2 separate regions of the Homo sapiens genome follow, and region 2 is linked to region 1. A link is an interaction called in ENCODE POLR2A ChIA-PET data of the cell type or tissue named here. Cell type or tissue: Caco-2. All regions are shown on one strand. Links, peaks and the distances in the headings refer to the core of each region. The heading gives the core; the rest is flanking DNA. Region 1 overlaps YKT6 (YKT6 vesicular SNARE protein). Region 2 has its middle 6.3 kb from the start of MYL7.

Region 1 (5,368 bases), core at 65-5,064:
GCAACAGGCTGGAGCAGCCCAGGAGATGGGCCTAAAATGTTCTGGATCCCTTGGGTCCTAGTGTTATGTTCCAGTCTGCCCACCTGTGCTCAGGATGCAGCCCTGGGATCCAGCACCCATGGAAGCTTCTGCTGGGATGGTGTCACCTATGGGTTTTGAACCAGTGTGGTATGGTCCTTGGGAGCTCTGCTCTGAGCTTGCCACACTGCTGAGAGCACCCACTGTCCTGACCAGAGTCTCAGTGGTCCTGACCCCCAATGTGGGCAGGGGCTGGGCAGGAGGGTGGGGTCTGCTGTGGGTTCAGAGGACTCCACCTCCTGGCTGGTTTACCTGCTGCTGCCCATTTTCTCTGGGTACTGCTGGCCAGAGGACTTTAGCCTACCCCTGAAGAGCCTGTCCATGTCATTTTCCTACTGCCATAGATACCCTAAGCCCAGGGCCCCTTGAGGCCCAGACTCAGCCTGCCCACTGGTGCCGGAGACGGAGTGGAGTGGGCCTGGATCCGAGGGATGCTACCTCTCCCTTTCCCACTTGAGGACCCTGGGGAGAGATGGGGGCGGGGAAAATGGAGGTATGAATTTGGGGTAAGAGGAAGTGAGATCTCCGCTTGCAGGTCAGCCCCTGCCTTGCAGGGCGGGCTGGCTTGACTCAGGCCCTGTGAGATAGAGGGCCCAGCCCAGCCCCACCCACAGATCCCCTGCTCCTGTTGTGTTCTGTTGTAAATCATTTGGCGAGACTGTATTTTAGTAACTGCTGCCTAACTTCCCTGTGTTCTATTTGAGAGGCGCCTGTCTGGATAAAGTTGTCTTGAAATTTCACAGTGGTCCTGTGCTTTCTTTGTGCTTCAGGGGAATCCTTTCTTCACCAAGCCCTTCCCCCGGGGGAGAGAGTGGCCTCATGCTGTGTGCCTGTGGGCCTGCCGCATGCAAGGGTCCAAGTTATCCTGACCAGCTCCTGTCCAGGAGAGGTAGCTGCAGGCCTGACTCCTTCACCTCCTTTCTATAGACCTTGCTAGCAGGAACTGTATTTTCTTTTTTGCTGTTAACCAGGTGAGGGAGCCCTGGAGTAGAAGAAGCCCTGTCATTGCTGAATCCTGTTGCCTGGTCTTAGCTGCAGCCAGGAGACCCACCCTAGGAAAGCTGCCTCATAGCTGCAGAGCCATGGGACAGGAGGCCCCATCCCCATCCTGATCCCGCTGTAGGCTTCCTGTCCCTCACCGCTGACCCCAGGGTCAATCTGAGACCACCTGGCATCCCACCAAGCACAGGTGGCAACTTTTCAGGAGCAGAGGGGGCTCCACAGGGTACCTGGAAGCTTCCTGGTTCCTGGAGGAGCCAAAGCTGACCCCTGCTTTGGTTGGGAGGTGAACCAGGGGTAAGTCAAATTCAAGTCTCACATCTGGTTTTGAGTTCAGGGAACCCTCTGAAGCCTCTGTAGCCTCCCAGGGAGGCGGGCCCAAGGCTGCTTTCAGCCTGTACTTCTGATCCTGGAAGGCAGAGACCTCTCTGACTGGCCCAGCAAGCAGCCTTGGGCAGTGCTCAGCTTTTCCTGTTCTGAGGACCTGCCAGACCTGGGTTGGGGTGGGATGGGGTAACCCTTAGGGTCATGTGGCCCAGGGAGCTTTGTTCAGAGGGTGCTATTTAAAAGTGATGAATGGGCCGGGTGCAGTGGCTCATGCCTGTAATCCCAGCACTTTGGGAGGCTGAGGTAGGCAGATCATTTGAGGTCGGGAGTTCGAGACCAGCCTGACCAACATGGTGAAACCCCATGTCTACTAAAATACAAAAGTTAGCTGGGCATGGTGGCGGGCACCTGTAATCTCAGCTACTCGGGAGGCTGAGGCAGGAGAATCACTTGAACCCAGGAGGGAGAAGTTGCAGTGAGCCAAGATCGCGCCACTGCACTCCAGCCTGGGCGACAGAGTGAGGCTCCCTCTCAAAAATATATAAAAATAAAAGCGATGAATGAAATGCCCGTCGGTGGTGTCCTTTTTGCCTGTAGCGCTTGGCCCAGTACAGGGTGGCTTAGCCCTGTGTGCTGTGCCCTAATACCTCATCAGAGTTGCTGCCCTGATGGCATCTGCAGAAGGGCCTCAGGAATAATGCATGTGAGGGCGCACGATCCGCAGTGCCTGCAGCCTTCCTGGGGGAGGCCTGGCCTGGAAAGCCTCCTCCGATTACAGCTGATAGGCAAGTGGAGCCCTAGATACCATGCTGGGGACAGACACTGCAGCACTCGTGGGCACTGGCCTAGATTCTTTGCACCTGGCTCTTGGGACCTGCCACCTGCCCACCCACACACCTGAGAGCACCTGTCCAGGTGCAGACCATGGGGAGCAAGAAGCTGACATCCAGGGCCACTCTGCCGCGTGAAGGTGCTCAGGGTGGAGGAGGAGACTGAGGGCTTTAGCCAGTTCTGGGGGATCCTTCAGGCTCCTTGCCCATAGTGGATAGGACTGAGAGTGTGTAGGGGCACTCGTCTTGTCAGAAGTTACTTGGACCCAAAATGCAGGTGTGTTTAGTGTCTGGGACTGTTTTGAAGCCCATCCTTCTGTTTAGGAAAGTGCCGTGGCACTGCCTGGGACACAGGTGTGGAGGGGAGCCAAGGGCAGGGCCACACTCTGAGCAGGTTGCCATGGAGACATGAGGGTGCATCAGGGGGCCCAGCGGGGGCCACGAGGGTGCGTCGGGGAGGGAGGAGGGCATTGAGGCTGAGAAGGGCCAGCATAGCACAGGCAGGTGCAGTTGCTTTCCCAGGCTGGGCCTGAGCGTGTGCCCCATGGGGCCAGGCAGCATAGGTGGTGGGTGGAGCCTGAGGACAGGAGAAACTTGGCAGGGGGTTACTCCTTACTCCAACCTAAGAGTTTGCGCTTAGCTTGGGCTGGAGATGCAGAGGGAAGGCCTCAGGGGTGCCTGTCTCCTTCACACCCAGGACGAAGTCCCCAAGCCTGGCCTGGCCCACAGGCCTGTAGCACCTGGCCAGTCTGGCCTGGTATCTGGCTTCCCTGTCTCCATTCCAGCTCTCTGTCCTGGATTCTGGGCTGGTTGTGTGGCCTCTGCTGGAGCCTCCTGGCCCCCATGGTGGCTGCCTACTGTATCACCTTGCGCCTTGCCTATGTCTGGTGCCCGAGGCTGATGTCCACACAGGCCTGCGTGCCATCTGTCTGCATAATCCACTGGGGTGGAGCCCGGCTCTGTGGTCACTGTGTGTCCTCAGCATCCAGAATAGCCAATACATGTAGCAGGGGCGGAAGGAAACAGCAGGACAGCCAGAGGTCTTGGTCCTGGGGCTCCTTCCTGCCCAGAGGCTGCCCTGGCCACATCCTTAGCGGCCACCGGGGGTGAATGGAGAGGTCAGGGGTGTTGGGGGCTGGGATCCAGTTTCAGTTCCAGCATTCAGGGTGGACAGCGCTGGGCCCAGAAGACTTCAGAGGACCAGAGGAAGAGGTGGAGACAGCTGGTAGAGCTATGATCTATGACTAGTGCCCTACCTGGGGTGAGCCGTTCACCCTAGAGGGGCTCAGGACTGTCAGGGCCAGCTCAGGGCTCCCATAGCACTACCTTTCATTGGAGGAGGGGCCCAAGTAGGGTCTTGGCCAGGGACCGGGCTTGAGTCTGTATTTTGGCGCAGGAGGTCGGCAGGATTCCAGCTAAAGCACCCAGCTGCACTTGAAGCAGTTTGTCCTGTTTTTCTTTTATTTGCAGTTTCCCGAGACAGAACAAAATAAGAATAATTTTTGTACACTTACAAGGCTCAGAAAGAAAAGACAATGAAACTCAGCAAAAAGAGAGAGGAGGGGAGGCCAGCCAGCACCGTGGGCAGCCGACCCCTTGCAGCGCTGGCCAGCGGCCGCCACCACCACACCGCGGACACCTAGCTAGCAGACCGGTGTGGCTTGCTCTTTAGGGGTCATGCAAAAGAATTATCCCCCAGAAAAAAAATCCCCAAATTATCCCAGACAGGCAGCTCCGTGGAGGTGACAAGGTGAGAGGGAGAGGAGGGGAGGAGGCCCCAGGACGCCAGGGTGGCCGGCTGCTGGGCCACGTGCTGTCCGTGGTGAGCCCTGCCGCTGTCCCATGGCCCAGGGAGCCACTGGTGCGGAGCCCGGCAGATGTTTACCCTGTGTTCATGGATGGGGACAGCTGTCCTGGGCACAGCGTGGACGGAAGATGGTGTCCACTCTGAGTGTTCATCGGTGGACAGTCCCCTTGGAGTTTAGGATCCTGTGTCCTGTTCCCCATTCTGTGCCCCTCCCTTGGCTTGATTTGTAGGGGAAGATAAAGAAAATCCTTGTTGAAAACAATGTGAATTGAAAGTGGGCAGGCACTGGGGCAGGAGCCCCTGACCCTCTGCAGTCAGGGCTTGTGACCACCCCCACCCAACCTGGCTTCAGACCCACCCTGCAGCCCCACCATGCTCGGGCTTGCCCTGTCCCCGAGCTCCCCCATGGTACACACCATCACAAGGGGCCGGGGACCCACCGCCTCGAACCCAGGCAGCCGACGCTCAGGAGCACAGGGCTAGACCCTGCCCTCCATCCGCTGGTGTCCTGGGCCCTGTGCCCACCTGTTTCTGTCCCCAGCCCGCCTTATCTCCATAGCTGCATCCCTGGCCCACCTAGAAGGTGCCCTCACACGCACTGCAGCCCGCCAAGGCACTGGCACACCTGACACTGCACGGGCAGCACTGCCCTCACGCCTCCCATGTGCCCTAGGCTGGCTCCCACTGTAGCTTTTGCTCCCTTCTGCTCCCGGCCCAGATTCCAAAGGCACTCCCACTTCAGTAAACCCCTGCACAGACCCTTGTCTCAGCCCAGAAGCTGGGCAGCCACCACCTCTGATCCCGCTCTGCCACTAGCTGCACCACCCGACCAAACCCCAAGCCCCAGGCTTCCCCAAACCCCATCAGCAGACGAATATGCCCAGACACAAAGCCTGGCCTCCCCTCCCAGCTTCAGCTGGGGGCTCAGGGACTTGAGCGAGGCCCGCAGTCCTTTGTCAAAAGTCTGCTCCCCCTTGCGGGCTGCAGAGAAGCCGAACAGGCTGGGGGAGGGCCGAGGGGCGGAAACAGGGTTGGGAGCTGCCAGTGCATCTGCTGCTGGCCAGCAGAGAAGGGACAGACACCTCACACAGGAGGGGGGCCAGCCCAGGCAGAGTCCTCTTGCCACAGCTGGCTGTGTTGGAGCTGTAGCCAGCAGTGCTGTCTCTTGCTCGGCGAGAGGCCCAAAACTAAGCTGTGCCCCTCTTTGCACTTTACTCCCCCAGAAGGACCAGAGCTGGAGCCCTGGGTGTGTAGGGGCATCTCTGAAGGCCTTGGGGACGGGACTCCAGTTTCAATACTCCAGGGGGTGAGGGGCCGGCCTGGGCTC
Region 2 (5,368 bases), core at 113-5,112, 81 kb before region 1:
GTGTTAACTCAGCTAAAGAAAGAATATGCAGAGAGAGAGGGCTGGCAGGCTGGGGCACAGCAGGAACTGGGGCCCAGGTTGGGGGCTCAAGAGGTTGCAGGATAAGATCAGAAAATACAACACAAAGCTGGGCACAGTAATCCCAGCACTTTGGGAGGCTGAGACGAGAGGATCCCTTGAGGTCAGTTCAAGACCAGTCTGGACAACATAGCAGGACCCCCTTGAACTCTACGAAAAAGAGCGAAAACACAACACAACAGGGTCCCGACCCATGCCAACCAGGAGGGAGCCTTTGGGCAGCAGCCCTTGCTGCGCACCTGGGCCAACTTGGCCAGCACTCTCTGTGGGAGAGGCCACTCACCCCCATGCCCTCCCTGGGCAAGGCTGAGGCTCTTGAGGGGTGGAACATCAGGCATGTTGGGGACATAATCGAAAACAAAAATCTCCTGCCAATGCAGAAAACCTTTCCACAAAAGAAGAGAAAGAAAAATTTAATTATTGAATAGGCATTAAACAGATTGCGATGCTCATCACAGATAATCTGCTAATAAATTACAAAGGCAGAAAGAAGTCTCACGCTTGTATATAACCAGGTGCAACCCATCCCGTACACGTTCTCAAGGGAAACGTCACAGGTGCTCAGGTAAGAGGACTTGACAGCACCAGTGGTCACACACAGTTCTCTGTGAATCCCCAGGTAACTGTGGTGGCTACCTGGGTTTGCCTAAAGGAAAAAAAATAAATTCATTCCTTTAAGACTGGAAGTGTGTTTGCAACTTGAGCTAGGCACCGGGCTAAAGTTAGGCTCCCCTTTGCCCACGGAAACTGGGAGATAAGGATGTATCTCCCTTGGTGATTACACTTCAAATGGTGGCTCCTAGGTCCTTAAGGAGACATTCCTGGGATGTGAAACTTGAAAGAGGCTTATTTAGCTTTTGAACAGATCTACATAAAAAAAGTCCAGGAAGGAACTTGCAATGATAGATTTTCTAAAGAAAAAGGAGAGGGGAAAGTCTTTTTTTTTTTTTTTCACCAAGGAGAATAAACTTATTCTCATTTTTAATTTGCATTTGCCCTTCTGGTGCCTCAAAGCTAGGGTTAGGGCACTTGGGCAGCACAGCCGGCCTCTGCCCTGACTAGAGGTTGTCCTAGGGAATAAAATGCAGATTCTGACTCTGAGCCCCAGGTGAGGCCTGCACTGCGAGGGAAGAGGCTCCCTCGGGCCTTTGTTTGCATCCAGGGTCTTCAGGGTGTTGGGGCAGGGATGGAGGAGGGGAAGGTCAGACTAATGGGATGATGCTTTTTTTGCCTTTTATTTTTGTATATTTTTAATGTTAAAAAGAAAAGCCTAATTACCACAAATTGCAAAGGACTAAAGACGTCTAGAATAATGAATGAATCACTTCAGCCTGGAAAGCAGATACTGTCAATCCTATTAATGTTATACAAGCCCCTTCAAGTATTTTACATTTCTTTTTTTTTGTTCTTTTATTTTGTTGTATTTTATTATTATTATTTTTTGAGATGGAGTCTCGGTTTGTCGCCCAGGCTGGTGTGCAGTGGCACGATCTCAGCTCACTGCATCCTCTGCCTCCTGGGTTCAAGTGATTCTCTTGCTTCAGCCTCCCAAGTAGTTGGGATTGTAGGCACATGCCACGACACCCAGCTAATTTTTGTATTTTTAATAGAGATGGGGTTTCGCCATGTTGGTCAGGCTGGTCTTGAACTCCTGGCCTCAGGTAATCCACCTGCCTCAGCCTCCCAAAGTGCTAGGATTACAAGCATGAGCCACTGCCTGGCCTTTTTTGTCCTTTTAAATGTGATATCCTAGTACATAGTAAAGATAATGTACTATGAGCATAAGGTGGAACCTTCTCTGCAGACCCAGATGACAAGTTCCCCTCGCCAGAGAAGTGGGCTGGAAGTTCTTACCTTCTCTGCCATCAGCATGGCTGAAGGGAGAGAGTGGGGAAAATCCAGAGACCGGTCCACAAAGGAGGTACTCTGGGTTCCATTCAGGAGGGTGCCAGATGATTCTTCTGCTATCAGACTGAACGTGAGTTCTTGGCAGAGGAGAAGGGGCAGAAACTGATGGAAGTCCCTCCAGAGAGATGGGAAGGCTCTGGACAGTCCCAGTGAGGGCAACAGGCCTGCTCATGCACAGTCAGGGGGCTTGAGCCAGAGCAGGGCTCCATGGGGGGTTGTGTGGCAGGGACACCCAGGACCAGGAGCTCTGGGACATCTGGAGCGAGCGCCTTGGCTCAGATGGAGGTGTCCTTAGAGTGGCAAGGCTTCTGAGGCTTCTAGAAAGACAGGAAAGGTAAGGGGCAGTGGGTTTATGAGGAGGCTTCTGGTGAGGCTCCCCTTGGGGCCCCCAGGAACAAGTAGGGTGCAGGGTTGTGGTGGTGGGAGTGTGGAGGAGGCTGGTCCTGAGTCACGCAGAACTGGGGCACAGTAGGGGCATTTAGGCCTTTGGGTCCTATATTCTTCCTTCCTCCCTTCCTCCCTCCTTCCCTCCTTCCCTCCTTCCTTCCTTCCCTTCTTTCTTTTCTTTCTCACAAGGTCTCGCTCTGTCACCCAGGCTGGAGTGCAGTGGCACGATCATGGCTTACTGCAGCCTGGACCTGGTTCAAGCTCCCTGAATATCTGGGACTATAGGTGCGCACCACCACAACAGGCTAATTTTTTTATTTTTTGAAGAGATGGGTTTTTGCCATGTTGCCCAGGTTGGTCTTGCACTCCTGGTCTTAAGCAATCCTCCCTTCTCTGCCTCCCAAAGTGTTGGGATCACAGGTATGAGTCACTGCGCCTGGCCCTGTTGCATGTCTTTCTTTCTCTGTCTCTATTTTTTTTTTTTTTACTAGGGTCTCACTTTGTCACCCAGGCTGGAGTGCAATTGCAGAATCCTGGCTCACTGCTGCCTCAACCTCCCAGTCTCAAGCAATCCTCTGCCTTGGCCTCCCAAGTAGCTGGGATTTCAGGCGTGAGCCGTCATGCTTAGTTACCTGTTGTATTTCTTTTCTTTTCTTTCTTTCTTTTTTTTTTTTCTAAGAGGGAGCCTTGCTCTGTTTTCCAACTGGGAGCTGTTGCCTGGCAATGGCTGGTGGGACCCAGGCCAGGACCACACAGGGCTCACAGTGAGCAGGGCCCTGCAGGCCTGGCCAGGGGGCATCTACCTCCCCCAGAGGGAGCTTTCCTTTCAGTGGGTGGACAACATGGAGCTGGTTTTCCCCCTCCCAGAGCTCTCCCCAGCCATGCCCACCTCACACCCCCTTATGTCCAACATCCTCAGGTGTAGACTGTTAGACACTCCACATAAGGGATGCCTGAGCTTCACCTGAGGAACAAGTTTGGTCTCACAAGTAATTCGTATGATCTCTGCTTTCTGGAAACAGCCTTCTCTCCTTTCTGTCTGTACTGCTAGAATACTCAGAGGCAACCCTACCCAAATGAAATTGGCTCCTTTTGAGGACATCAAAACTGCTGCTCCCTGCTGCAAGTACTCTCTGCAGAGAAGGCTAATGCCTGCCTCAGAGTCTCCCAGAAACTGCAGTCTTTATTTATTTATTTATTTTTATTCTACTTTTTTTTTTTTGAGATGGAGTCTTGCTCTGTCATCTAGGCTGGAGTGCAGTGGCTTGATCTTGGCTCACTGCAACCTCCCCTTCTGGGTTCAAGAGATTCTCCTGCCTCAGCCTCCCTAGTAGCTGGGACTACAGGCATGCACTACCACACCTGGCTAATTTCTGTATTTTTAGTAGAGACAGGGTTTCACCACGTTAGCCAGGCTTATCTCAAACTCCTGACCTCAGGTGATCTGCCCGCCTCGGCCTCCCAAAGTGCTGGGATTATAGGCGTGAGCCACGGTGTTCGGCCTGGAAACTGCAGTCTTAAATAGACGTACTACACAGTCTAACTCAGTGCTTTCCAACAGGAGTGAAAGCCAGAAATGCAAGCCACTTATGGAATTCTAAATATTCTAGTAGCCACATTTAAAAAGTGAAAAGAAATAGGTGAAATTAATTTTAGTAATAATCTAATATCCAAAACATTATCATTTCAACATGTGATCTATATAAAAGTTATTAATGAGATGTTTGCATTCTTTTTTGTATGAAATCTTCAAAATATTGTGTGCATTTTACACTTTTGGCATATCCCAACTCACACCACATTTCAAGTGGCCAGTGGCTGTCATATTGGTCAGTGTAGGCTGAACTCATGTCCTGGGTCTGTGCCCATCTGTTTCTCTCTATCCTTCTGTCTCTCTCTTTTGTCTCTCTCTCTCTCTCACACACACACACACACAAACACACACACCACATACACACACCATATACATTCTACCCTCAGTTTATTCCAAACAACACTAATACAGGCAGTTTTGGTGTGGGAAGGACTAACCTTATCAGACAACTATATCAGGAGTGTGAAAGGATAATATTTTTAAAGCAAAATATTGACTTGCATACTAAGTGAACAACCGCCAAATATTTTATTTACTTGTGAATTCATGTGGGAATCAATAAGATGTGACAGCCCAAGGAGCTGGGCAGTGCTCATCTTGTGGCTTATTCCTGGGCCTGGTTCAGAGAAGAATTCAAAGAGCCGGTGCATGTGTAGACGGTTAGGAATGCCCAGATGAATTTGCTTAATAGATGCAAAATTGGCTTCTTCCACAGAGAAGGGAAAAATCAGTTGTGCTTCCACTGGACAACATTTATTTGCACGTTAATAGAGAAGAACCATTGCCTTGCTATTAGTTATAATTTAGAGTTGTGGCAGGGCACGGTGGCTCACCCCTGTAATCCCAGCACTTTGGGAGGCAGAGGCAGGTGGATCAACGGAGGTCAGGAGTTCGAGACCAGCCTGGCTAACATGGTGAAACCACGTCTCTATTAAAAATACAAAAATTAGCCAGGCAAGGTGTGCCCATCTGTAATACTAGCTACTTGGGAGGGTGAGGCATGAGAATCACTTGAACCTGGGAGGTGGAGGTTGCAGTGAGCTGAGATCATGCCACTGCACTCCAGCCTGGGTGACAGAGAGAGACTCTGTCTCAAAAATAATAATAATAATTTAGAGAGTTTTGAAACAGCTCAAAGATAACAAAAGGTTCAGACACCCCATCAAATCAGATAACTGGACACCTATGATCTTTTTGGTTCATTTTAGTCTTTCACAATTTACCCCTGTAGAGCTTGGATTATAACATGATCCCTTACTTTATGAAATCAGCTTGTTGAACAAGCAGACTCATGTGGTAGAATCCTAATGGTACTTGATTTTGTTCATCCACTGTTCCAGCATGGTCAGTGGAGTGGGCTGGTGGCCTGCTTTCAGGATGGAAACTCAGGCAGTTCGTGAC

What was found. Peaks named below come from ENCODE experiments on the same cell type or tissue, not always from the same donor. Only the 100,000 strongest peaks of a DNase experiment are listed, where the experiment ranks them.
Region 2: POLR2A ChIA-PET joins it to region 1 with 5 read pairs; 15 of 35 experiments call an interaction of 5 or more read pairs at or near these places.

The regions. Positions count from the first base shown.
Region 1 is chr7:44,213,477-44,218,844 of GRCh38, forward strand. It overlaps YKT6 (YKT6 vesicular SNARE protein), which reads left to right. Exons shown (of 7, transcript NM_006555.4): 7 at 1-818. It overlaps CAMK2B (calcium/calmodulin dependent protein kinase II beta), which reads right to left. Exons shown (of 24, transcript NM_001220.5): 24 at 3,678-5,368. Among named protein-coding and RNA genes, the nearest start is that of YKT6, 15 kb to the left of the region's middle. RefSeq lists enhancers at 665-1,580, 3,990-4,537, 4,538-5,083 and a silencer at 4,824-5,136. In Caco-2, for the core only: a CTCF peak has its summit at 1,075; DNase peaks (open chromatin) are centred at 1,055 and 2,885.
Region 2 is chr7:44,132,324-44,137,691 of GRCh38, forward strand. No RefSeq gene overlaps it. Among named protein-coding and RNA genes, the nearest start is that of MYL7, 6.3 kb to the right of the region's middle. In Caco-2, for the core only: no CTCF peak of the experiment used is centred there; no DNase peak of the experiment used is centred there.